Linked DNA regions of Homo sapiens: region 1 is linked to region 2. Evidence: chromatin contacts called from ENCODE Hi-C or POLR2A ChIA-PET data. All regions are on one chromosome and are shown on one strand. Each heading gives the region's core, a stretch centred on a gene start or an enhancer-like site at or near the end of the contact. The rest is flanking DNA. Distances are from core to core; before and after follow the strand shown.

Region 1 (4,999 bases), core at 1,990-4,489, 950 kb after region 2:
GGCTCTTTCTAAATCTCGCCGCCAGACCTGGTGACGCATTCGCATGTATTTAAGGCGTTTGCACGCAGAACGTTATCACAGAATGTAGCCACCTTTCTTAACGGTCCGGGAAACCAGAGGTCTCTCCAGCTACTCAGGGTAGAGGAATTTCTCCTATCTCCATGTGACATCTTCTGATTTAGAAGAACTAATGTTAGATTTCTCTTGGGCCTTTCCACCTACAGCTATAGTCTTCCCTTTGTTTAGCTAAAATTGAGGCAGGTAGGAAAATATTATTGGGGGCATAAGCCTATTAGTGTGTAAACGTATTTTTATGAAGTGTGCCTCCAGGGAGCCATTAAAAACTGACCTCTCAACCACAGAAATAGATGAGATTTTGAGAACATTGAGAAGCTGCCTTTTGCAAAGTAAATTTGCAATGGTCCTTGACGAAGGGGGGTCGGGGGCGGGGAGAAGTCCAGCCGAGAGAGGAGCTCATTCCACGCTATATTTTTGCAGTTGAAAAGCTGCCTAATCATCGCTAACCGCTTCCCGCATAAGAGTTCTGGGAAGACTTCAGAAACAAGGCAAATGAAGACTTTTCACTGCCTCCTTCGGGCTGTCGCTTCCGGAAGCCGAAGTCCTAGCACGCAGAGCAGCAGGAGAGGGTTACTTTCAGGCAATTCCACTGAGCAAAATAAATCACTTAATGGCATAACGTTCTGGCTTAAAAAATTGGAATTTATCAGAGGCAAAAATATCCTTCAAGAAACTATGGACACTCCGCGCCCTATTCATTTCCATGGCAGCAGAGTATCTGCATCTTGAGCCACCTATACAGATTCATGCCTCGTATCGCTCTCACCTCCTTTCTTTTTGAAGTAAAGCCCTTTCCCAAGAAGGCGGCCAGAAAGTGGACCCCACCGGGGGAAAAAGAAAAATGAAACGCAAATCAGCTTGGCACTGCTTGCGTCTTCCAAAACGCGGTGGGACAAGGCTATTGAGTCTATAGCTAATTCTTTCATGTATATAAAATGTATACATATGTATATATTTTTATATACATAAAAGAATTCATATATATGTATATAGCTATGTGGAGCCCTGAAGCAATTCTCCATGCTTTTGTCTCCCTCAAGTTCCCCAGGTGGAGGCAGTCATAAGCATTATAAGCCGCCTTAGTGACCACCAGGGACGGAAACCGTTAATTATCACGTTTCCTTTCATCTCCAGGGGCCCTTTGGCCCGTGACACAAGAGGCTTCGGTATTGGCGCTTTCCCAGAACTGGCCCAGAGGAGCCAGTTCAGAGTGTGAGGTCGGGTCTGCATTGAACGTACACACCGAGGTCTATCAGACTCCCCCGATTTTAGCGAAGGGTGCTGACTGCTGTGCTGCTAGAGGCTAGCAAGCTCCCTGTGCGCAGCTGATGAGTTTCAGCAACTCGCCACCTGGGCGCTTTTCTTTAAATTTTGGGAGTAAACTGGGAAAATAAAAAAATCTCCACGTCCACTGGCTCTCTCCCCTTCTCCAACTTCCTCTTTCGACTCGTTTGTGGGAGTTTTCTCCTCTTTGCTGGGACTATAATGTGATGCGCAATCGTTTGTGAATGAACAAAAGTCACCGGCAAGCAGGGAGACGGGGACAGATCGCTGACGGCAGATTGAGGGTGGCAGCAAAGGCCCGGCCTCCAAGGATAATGGGGAGCCGTTTTCCCTCACGCCTGGTCTCTATGGCCCCCTTCGTCTTCCAGGTAAAATGAATGTTCCTTCATCCATCATCCGCAGAGTACCCTCAGGCGTGCGTAGAATCTGCTGATGAAACCTATTAGCGCCGACTGGGCAGCTTTGTGGAGCCACCCGAGGCTCTCCATTGTGGCCTTTGTCTGCAGAATTTAAGCATTTACATAATGCATTAGCACGGAACTCAGCACCCGGTGGGGACATCGCGTGCCAAGCCTGGCGCGGCCAACGCTTCAGCGGCTCCCTCACCCGGCAGCTCCCTAGGACCACCCTCGAGGAGGCATTGGAGTCGGGCTGCAGGCGCACGGGCAAAGAACTTAGCATCTCATCCAAGTACTTCGCCTTCCTTGGCCGTCTCCGGGAGGTTATGCTTAAAAACATAAAAATAAAAATAAAAATAAAAATAAAGGGAGGCGGACAAAGTTTCGGTGGGTGAACTGAAGCTGGGTCCATGTGACCCTGAAGCCGGAGAAATAAACTTAACATGAATCTTGCTTTCCTGGCGGGCGTTGGGACCCCGCCGTTTTTCATGCCAACCGTTGGAAGCTTCGTACTCAACGGCCACAGGTGCCTAGGAGCGCAGAGAGGCCTCGGGTTCAAATCACCGGCGCGCAGGGACTGGACTCGCGGGTAGCGACCCCCCCAACCCCCCCCCCCCCGCCCTACACACACACCCTCGCGCCGGCTGAAAGCATGGAGGATTCAGGGCATTTGAAAAAAGAGGGGCTGGGCGCGGTGGCTCACGCCTGTAATCCCAGCGGTTTGGGAGGTCCAGAAGGGCGGATCACTTGAGGTCAGGAGTTCGAGACCAGCCTGGCCAACACCAGCCTGGCCAACATGGTGAGACCCCGTGTCTACTAAAAATACAAAAATTAGCCAGGCGTGGTGCCTGTAATATCAGCTACTTGGGAGGCTGAGGCACGAGAATCGCTTGAACCTGGGAGGCGGAGGTTGCAGTGAGCCCAGATCGCGCCACCGCCCTCCTGCTCTGGGTGATAGAGCAAGGCACTGTCTCAAAACAAAACAAAACAAAACGAAAGATTCGGTCAGGAAAGAATCTGCAGGCATTCGAGGCGCTCGCACTTTGCAAAGTAAATGCAATCTCTTTATTAAGCCGAAGTCCCTCATATCTATCCTTTTAGAGGAAGGTGGTCCAACTCAGAAATCTCTCCCAAGAGGACTTTCCACCGAAGACTACCGCGAAGTGCCAGGAACTCGCCCCAGTCCCGACAGGTGCAGGACCTTTCGTGCCGCCACACCTTGGGACTCTACCTCCCTAAATAGGCCACTTAAAAGCCAGTAGTGCAACCGGGATCCCGCGGCGATAAAGAATCACTGTGCAGAACCCTGGAGCTGGGAGTCGGCCCGCCCCCCTCCCAAAGAAACCGGGATCCCGCGTCCTCCCCGCCGCTAGCGCAGCGCGCCAGCGGCGCCCAATCAGTGAGCTTTCCGGGTCTGTGACGGCCTTCGGCTCCGCCCCCTCGACGGCCATAAAAAGTCGCAGCGAAGCCTGCACCTCCGAGCACCGCGCGCGGCCCTGCCCCCGGCACGGCCCCCAGGTGCGCTCCTTCTCCGGCTGCTTGTAGCACTGGTCTCACTGTCCCCGCCGTCAGCCACCGGTTCCTTATCCGTCTCATTCCCCATTGTGGCTTGGCTGAGCCGGTCGCCAGGCCTCGCTGTCCTCCTTTGCCTTCCTCTCTCCTCAGCGGCCGTACTTTGCGCCGTACCTCACCTGGCCTGCAGGTGAGCAGCAGCGCAGCACCCCTGCCCGGCGAGCTTAACTTGCCCAGCCCGGCCCCTGCCGGAGTGGCACCGGCACCTCTCCAAGACGCCCTCTTCCCTGCAGGATGAAGAACCCCATGCTGGAGGTGGTGTCTTTACTACTGGAGAAGCTGCTCCTCATCTCCAACTTCACGCTCTTTAGTTCGGGCGCCGCGGGCGAAGACAAAGGGAGGAACAGTTTTTATGAAACCAGCTCTTTCCACCGAGGCGACGTGCTGGAGGTGCCCCGGACCCACCTGACCCACTATGGCATCTACCTAGGAGACAACCGTGTTGCCCACATGATGCCCGACATCCTGTTGGCCCTGACAGACGACATGGGGCGCACGCAGAAGGTGGTCTCCAACAAGCGTCTCATCCTGGGCGTTATTGTCAAAGTGGCCAGCATCCGCGTGGACACAGTGGAGGACTTCGCCTACGGAGCTAACATCCTGGTCAATCACCTGGACGAGTCCCTCCAGAAAAAGGCACTGCTCAACGAGGAGGTGGCGCGGAGGGCTGAAAAGCTGCTGGGCTTTACCCCCTACAGCCTGCTGTGGAACAACTGCGAGCACTTCGTGACCTACTGCAGATATGGCACCCCGATCAGTCCCCAGTCCGACAAGGTATGATGTGTGACTCCCAGGGGAAGTGGGCTCCGCGGAGATGCCCCCTCCCATCCCTGACCTTTTCTCTTCCCCGCGAGTAGGGATCTAATTCCTGGACACCTCCCCTACCACTTCCATACCATCCTTTTTCTTTTTCCTTTTTTTTTTTTTTTTTTTTTTTTTTTTTTGAGACGGAGTCTCGCTCTGTTGCTCAGGCTGGAGTGCAGTGGCGCGATCTCCACTCACTGCAAACTCCGCCTCCAGAGTTCACGCCATTCTCCTGCCTCAGCCTCCTGAGTAGCTGGGACTACAGGCACCCGCCACCACGCCCGGCTAATTTATTTTTGTATTTTTAGTAGAGATGGGGTTTCACCGTATTAGCAAGGATGGTCCCGATCTCCTGACCTCGTGATCCTCCCGCCTCAGCATCCCAAAGTGCTGGGATTACAGGCGTGAGCCACCGTGCCCGGCCTTCCATAACATTCTTAAAGTTCTAGATTAAGTAAGGAAAGTTCTGGTGTTCCTAAGGTAGGCTAAGTAAATAAGCAAATGGCAACGTGCCTTGCAGGATATCTCGAAATGCTTAGAGAAAGGATGTGGCAATGCAGGACCGCTTCCAGAGATTCCAGAGCTGCCCAGTATTGCTGCAGAAGTCATCAGGTGTCCACCCACAGTGTAGTTCAAACGACAAAGGGCAAGTGACTGGGGGTGGGGGATACAAGGAATCAGTCACCGCTGCTTGCAACTTTAACCAAGAATTTCACTTGAAAGGAAGAGGTCCAGAGTTTATATTTAATCCATAACACTATAAACAAAGTGTGTGCCTTTAAAATAAGGAACCATGCAGTTTTCTCCCTTTGAAAGCTGCATAGAGGGATTTTTCATTGCTTGCTATAAGCTATCAAAATTCC
Region 2 (4,711 bases), core at 143-2,642:
TATGCCCTCTTCCTCAAGTATCTGAGCAGTTACAACCAATGTTCAATTTTCCACACACTCCGTGCCAGTCCCGGTTTTATTTCCAAAATCTAAATTGACAAAGGACAAAAAGACCCTTAAAAGGTTATCTACTTGTGCATCCTGGTTTTCCTTTCTGTACAGGAAATGTTCCTGTGACTAGAATCCTGCCCAGTGGTAGGAAGGTGCAGAATGAGGCTGAGCGAGGGGCCTCTGGCCAGAATGCTCACCACAAACTCCTCCACCAAACACCACTTCCAACGCTCTGCGCAGCTCCAGTGCTAGCATCTTTAACAATAATCGTGTATCTATTTTTTTTTAAACCGCCGTTCAGTTCTTCGTTTTTTTAGTTTTGTTGTTTTTGTTTGTTTGTTTTATTTTTAAACTGCCCTTAAGTATAGCTGGTACAACTCGGGAGGAGAATGCGCGAGACTTGGGCGGCGTGGGAGGGGTGCCTCAAATTTGATACAGGCTTGTTGTGATGACAGACCAGGTCAGGCAGAACTTCTGCCCTTCCCGCTACTGGCACCCCAAGCAGGGATGCACTGGGATGCGTGGCAGGGGCGGGATCTCCTGGGAGCGTCTCAGCCCAGCAGGGAGTGGGGAAGCAAGAGGGAAGGCTTACCTTCCTCGGTGGCTGGCAGGAGGTGGTCGCTGCTAGCGAGGGGGATGCAAAGGTCGTTGTCCTGGGGGAAACGGTCGCACTCAAGCATGTCGGGCCAGGGGAAGCCGAAGGCGGACATGACCGGGGCGCAGCGGTCCTTCACCTGCACGCAGAGCGAGTGGCATGGCTGGATGGTCTCGTCTAGGTCATCGAGGCAGACGGGGGCGAAGAGCGAGCACAGGAACTTCTTGGTGTCCGGGTGGCACTGCTTCATGACCAGCGGGATCCAAGCGCCGGCCTGCTCCAGCACCTCCTTCATGGTCTCGTGGCCCAGCAGGTTGGGCAGCCGCATGTTCTGGTATTCGATGCCGTGGCACAGCTGCAGGTTGGCAGGGATGGGCTTGCAATTGCTGCGCTTGTAGGAGAAGTCGGGCTGGCCAAAGAGGAAGAGCCCGCGCGCCGAGCCCAGGCAGCAGTGCGAGGCGAGGAAGAGCAGCAGCAGCGAGCCAGGGCCCTGCAGCATCGTGGGCGCGCGACCCCGAGGGGGCAGAGGGAGCGGAGCCGGGGAAGGGCGAGGCGGCCGGAGTTCGAGCTTGTCCCGGGCCCGCTCTCTTCGCTGGGTGCGACTCGGGGCCCCGAAAAGCTGGCAGCCGGCGGCTGGGGCGCGGAGAAGCGGGACACCGGGAGGACAGCGCGGGCGAGGCGCTGCAAGCCCGCGCGCAGCTCCGGGGGGCTCCGACCCGGGGGAGCAGAATGAGCCGTTGCTGGGGCACAGCCAGAGTTTTCTTGGCCTTTTTTATGCAAATCTGGAGGGTGGGGGGAGCAAGGGAGGAGCCAATGAAGGGTAATCCGAGGAGGGCTGGTCACTACTTTCTGGGTCTGGTTTTGCGTTGAGAATGCCCCTCACGCGCTTGCTGGAAGGGAATTCTGGCTGCGCCCCCTCCCCTAGATGCCGCCGCTCGCCCGCCCTAGGATTTCTTTAAACAACAAACAGAGAAGCCTGGCCGCTGCGCCCCCACAGTGAGCGAGCAGGGCGCGGGCTGCGGGAGTGGGGGGCACGCAGGGCACCCCGCGAGCGGCCTCGCGACCAGGTACTGGCGGGAACGCGCCTAGCCCCGCGTGCCGCCGGGGCCCGGGCTTGTTTTGCCCCAGTCCGAAGTTTCTGCTGGGTTGCCAGGCATGAGTGGGAGAGGGTGTGTGTGTGTGTGTGTGTGTGTGTGTGTGTGTGTGTGTGTGTGTTGGGGGGCTGCGTCCCTGGTAGCCGCGTGTGCCCTGTGATGGAGCCCGGGACCTGCCCGCCCGAGGCCGCCTCGGCGAACTTCGTTTTCCCTCGAATCTCCAGCCACCGTTCAGCAGCCTGTCGGTGTGCTCCCCAATGCCGTAAAAAAATCAGAATTATAAATATATTCGTATGAGCAGAACTTTACATGGAAAACGAAATACTAATAAAATGGGCTTGTTATTCTGTTGGAGTGAGTGCCTAGGAAGGGTTTCGTCGTTGTAGAAACGCCCCTACAAGAGTCTCACCAGTCACACAGGACTGCCCACCATTTCCCCGTTTTGGAGAGATTTTTCCTTCTTAAATGAATGGCATGACTCAATACTCGAAGGCATCACGGGCTCTAACACACAGCCGCCCTTGCAGCTGTGCGCTCTGGAAAGCTGGAGTATGGGCCCCCAGGGCACTGTTTGTAAAGACTGGTGGCCGGCACAAAAGACGGGCACAAAAGATGGGCAGGCTGGGAGGGAGCGAGGTAGAGGAAGGAGTCCTGCCTAGAGATCCACGAGGGCTAGAATTAGCTCATTCATCCCCTACGTACCAGGGGGCACCATGCTGGGCGCTGGATGTGCAGAAATGAACAAACAGGCCGGCCTCTGCTCTCGTGGAGCCTGGGATCTAGTGTCTCTGACTGCAAACAGTAAGTTCTGGGTTGGGGGGTGGGCTCCTTTTGCCTAATTGTCCCTAGTCTCCCTATGGGGACAGGAGGCCTTCGCTCTCCTCAGCCGCTGTCTCCGGGTGGCTGTGAAGATCCAAAGAGATAATCCCCGGAGGGCGAAGTTCTTTCATATGTAAGGTGGGCGCATTGTTATTACTTCCCGACCACTTAAGAGTCATTCACAGGCTCAGACCCCGGCTTCCTAATTTCCCTCCTTCCGGAAGATGCGTTGGCCTTGGCGGCTCCCAGGCCCAAGTTATCAGGCACACTTTGCGGTCCAGCTGCTTAGAGGAGCCGGGTAATGAATGAATGGGTGGCAAAAGCCCACTCAGTGTTATCTGCTGACCGTAAACACGCCAGGAAAATCGTCATCTGGAGAGAATGCACATTCTGAACTCCAAGAATCTGCGTCCCTAAGAGCCCAGCTTCCGGGTGCTCTGCTGGGGAAGGGCCCGGGGTAGCTGCAAAAGGCCTCTCTTTCCCCAAATTGGTTCAGGGCCTTTTCGTCTCTAACGAAAGCACCAAGAGGCCTAAAAGCCCCCTTCCCAACATAAACTACTTTGCAATGAAACCACAAAGGAAACAGAAGCACACCAAAAGAAAGAGCTAATAAAGAGCGTGAGCTCTGAGAGATGCTACGACTTGGGCCTGGGAGTGGGATAAGGGCCCTCTCGCTTTCACGCCCCCCCAACCCCCCGCCGGCCCCGGCCAACCCCTAAATCCCCAACGCCCTCCGCTGGGGTCGCCTCCTCCCCGCAGAGCCCCTTGTTGGGAGTTCAAGGAGCCCGAAGCTGGTCTGGCTGGTTTGAGCCCCGCGCTGCCGCACGCCCGGAAGTGGCTGGCGGCCCCCGCGCTCCGCGCGCCGGCTGCATTGTTTTGGGAGCCCTCGCTGCCCGGCTTGCCGCCAGGAGGTGCTGGGAGTCGCGCCTGAGTCTCCATCCCTGCCGTGCGCAGTGTCCACCTCTGGCCAGCTTGTTTGCCCGGCCCGCGGCGTCCCCTGCGGCCCATCGCTGCTCCTCCCGGAACCCACGCCACTTAGTCTGGTCCCGACCCTGCACTCGCTGCTGCTGCCTTTCCCACCTCAAGTCGCTCTCCCCACTCCCTTCTGCTTTTGGGCTAAGACCGGTCCAATTGATCACTGGGGAACAGGGCAATAACCTCCCGCGGAGGCTGGGACGCGGGCACGGAGCTCTGCCCATATGAGCAGCGCAGGGATGGGACACTGGGTGCCCATCCCAGCGCGCCTCCCCAGACTGGTCCCTGGGATGCTCACACGTGGCGCGGCACCGCGGCGGCGCCTTCACGAACCCAGACTCTTCTCTGCTGCCAGTTGACCTCAGGTCCACAGGTCTCCTTCGATCCTTGCAATTGATCAAAACCCACCAAAGGCTTTTATTTGTACCAATGGACCGTCCATGTTTACCCCCTCCCTGCCCATTTAAGGCACGGAAAATCTATTCACCCAAGCCCAGGGTAAGTGATGGTGGATGCCCACTCCACCGGGCATCTTGCTTAAAGGGGGCTGCCCATAGGTCCCTGGAGAGGGGCTTGGTCCAGAACACACACAGAATGAACATCATCCCACCCCAATGCTGCAGGTCTACGGAAGAGCCTCGACCTCCCGTATCCTGGGTTTGGCTCTGCTTCTCTGCTTGAGTGTTTCCTGTGCTCAGGGCACTGAAGAAGCTTGAGGCACAAAGAAAGCCCCCAGCAATCTCTCCAGAACAATTTGGCTTCTTGTTTAAACCTGTGCTGGCTACAAGAGTTTCTGGACAGGCAAGACCTTCACTCTCACGTTCAGATTCTGTCCTGTCAGGGAGTCCGCTTGGCCTCCGCGAAGAGCTGGGAAAAGCGAGCCTCCCACCCCCACTCTCAAGTAGTAAAATCAAAGCGGATGGACCCTTATTTCTGAGGAGTGAAAGCGAGAAGAACGATGCGTGTAAAATGCTAGTTCCTTAATTCACACAATCCAGCACCGGCTCCCGGATGATCATTTTGCACACAAGCAGTCACTGGGAAACTGAGGCATGGAGAGGTTAAGTAACGAACCGGGCCACACCGTAAGTGGTACAGCTGCTGACGTTACATGTGCCTCGGTGAGGTGAAGTGACTACCGGGCTAGCCTTGGGGACCTGTCGCGACTTGTCGGGTG

Evidence for each region. A loop is a pair of places that touch in the nucleus more often than their neighbours do. ChIA-PET counts read pairs that join two places held with the same protein, here RNA polymerase II (POLR2A). Pooled maps may share reads with other maps.
Region 1: a pooled map shows a loop between it and region 2 (12-fold over the local background). The contact joins the promoter of LRAT here to the promoter of SFRP2 in region 2. A Hi-C loop is called at or near these places in 2 of 37 single-sample maps with no recorded cell type and 6 of 50 pooled maps. POLR2A ChIA-PET finds 5 or more read pairs at or near these places in 1 of 52 experiments (H1).

What each region holds. Positions count from the first base shown.
Region 1 is chr4:154,740,761-154,745,759 of GRCh38, forward strand. It overlaps LRAT (lecithin retinol acyltransferase), which reads left to right and starts at 3,240. Exons shown (of 3, transcript NM_004744.5): 1 at 3,240-3,462; 2 at 3,566-4,106. The coding sequence starts at 3,567. RefSeq lists enhancers at 1,053-1,566, 1,567-2,078, 2,079-2,591.
Region 2 is chr4:153,787,691-153,792,401 of GRCh38, forward strand. SFRP2 (secreted frizzled related protein 2) reads right to left here and starts at 1,393. Exons shown (of 3, transcript NM_003013.3): 1 at 644-1,393. The coding sequence starts at 1,145. RefSeq lists enhancers at 1,537-1,706, 1,621-2,322, 2,323-3,024, 3,286-3,455, 4,429-4,711 and 1 more.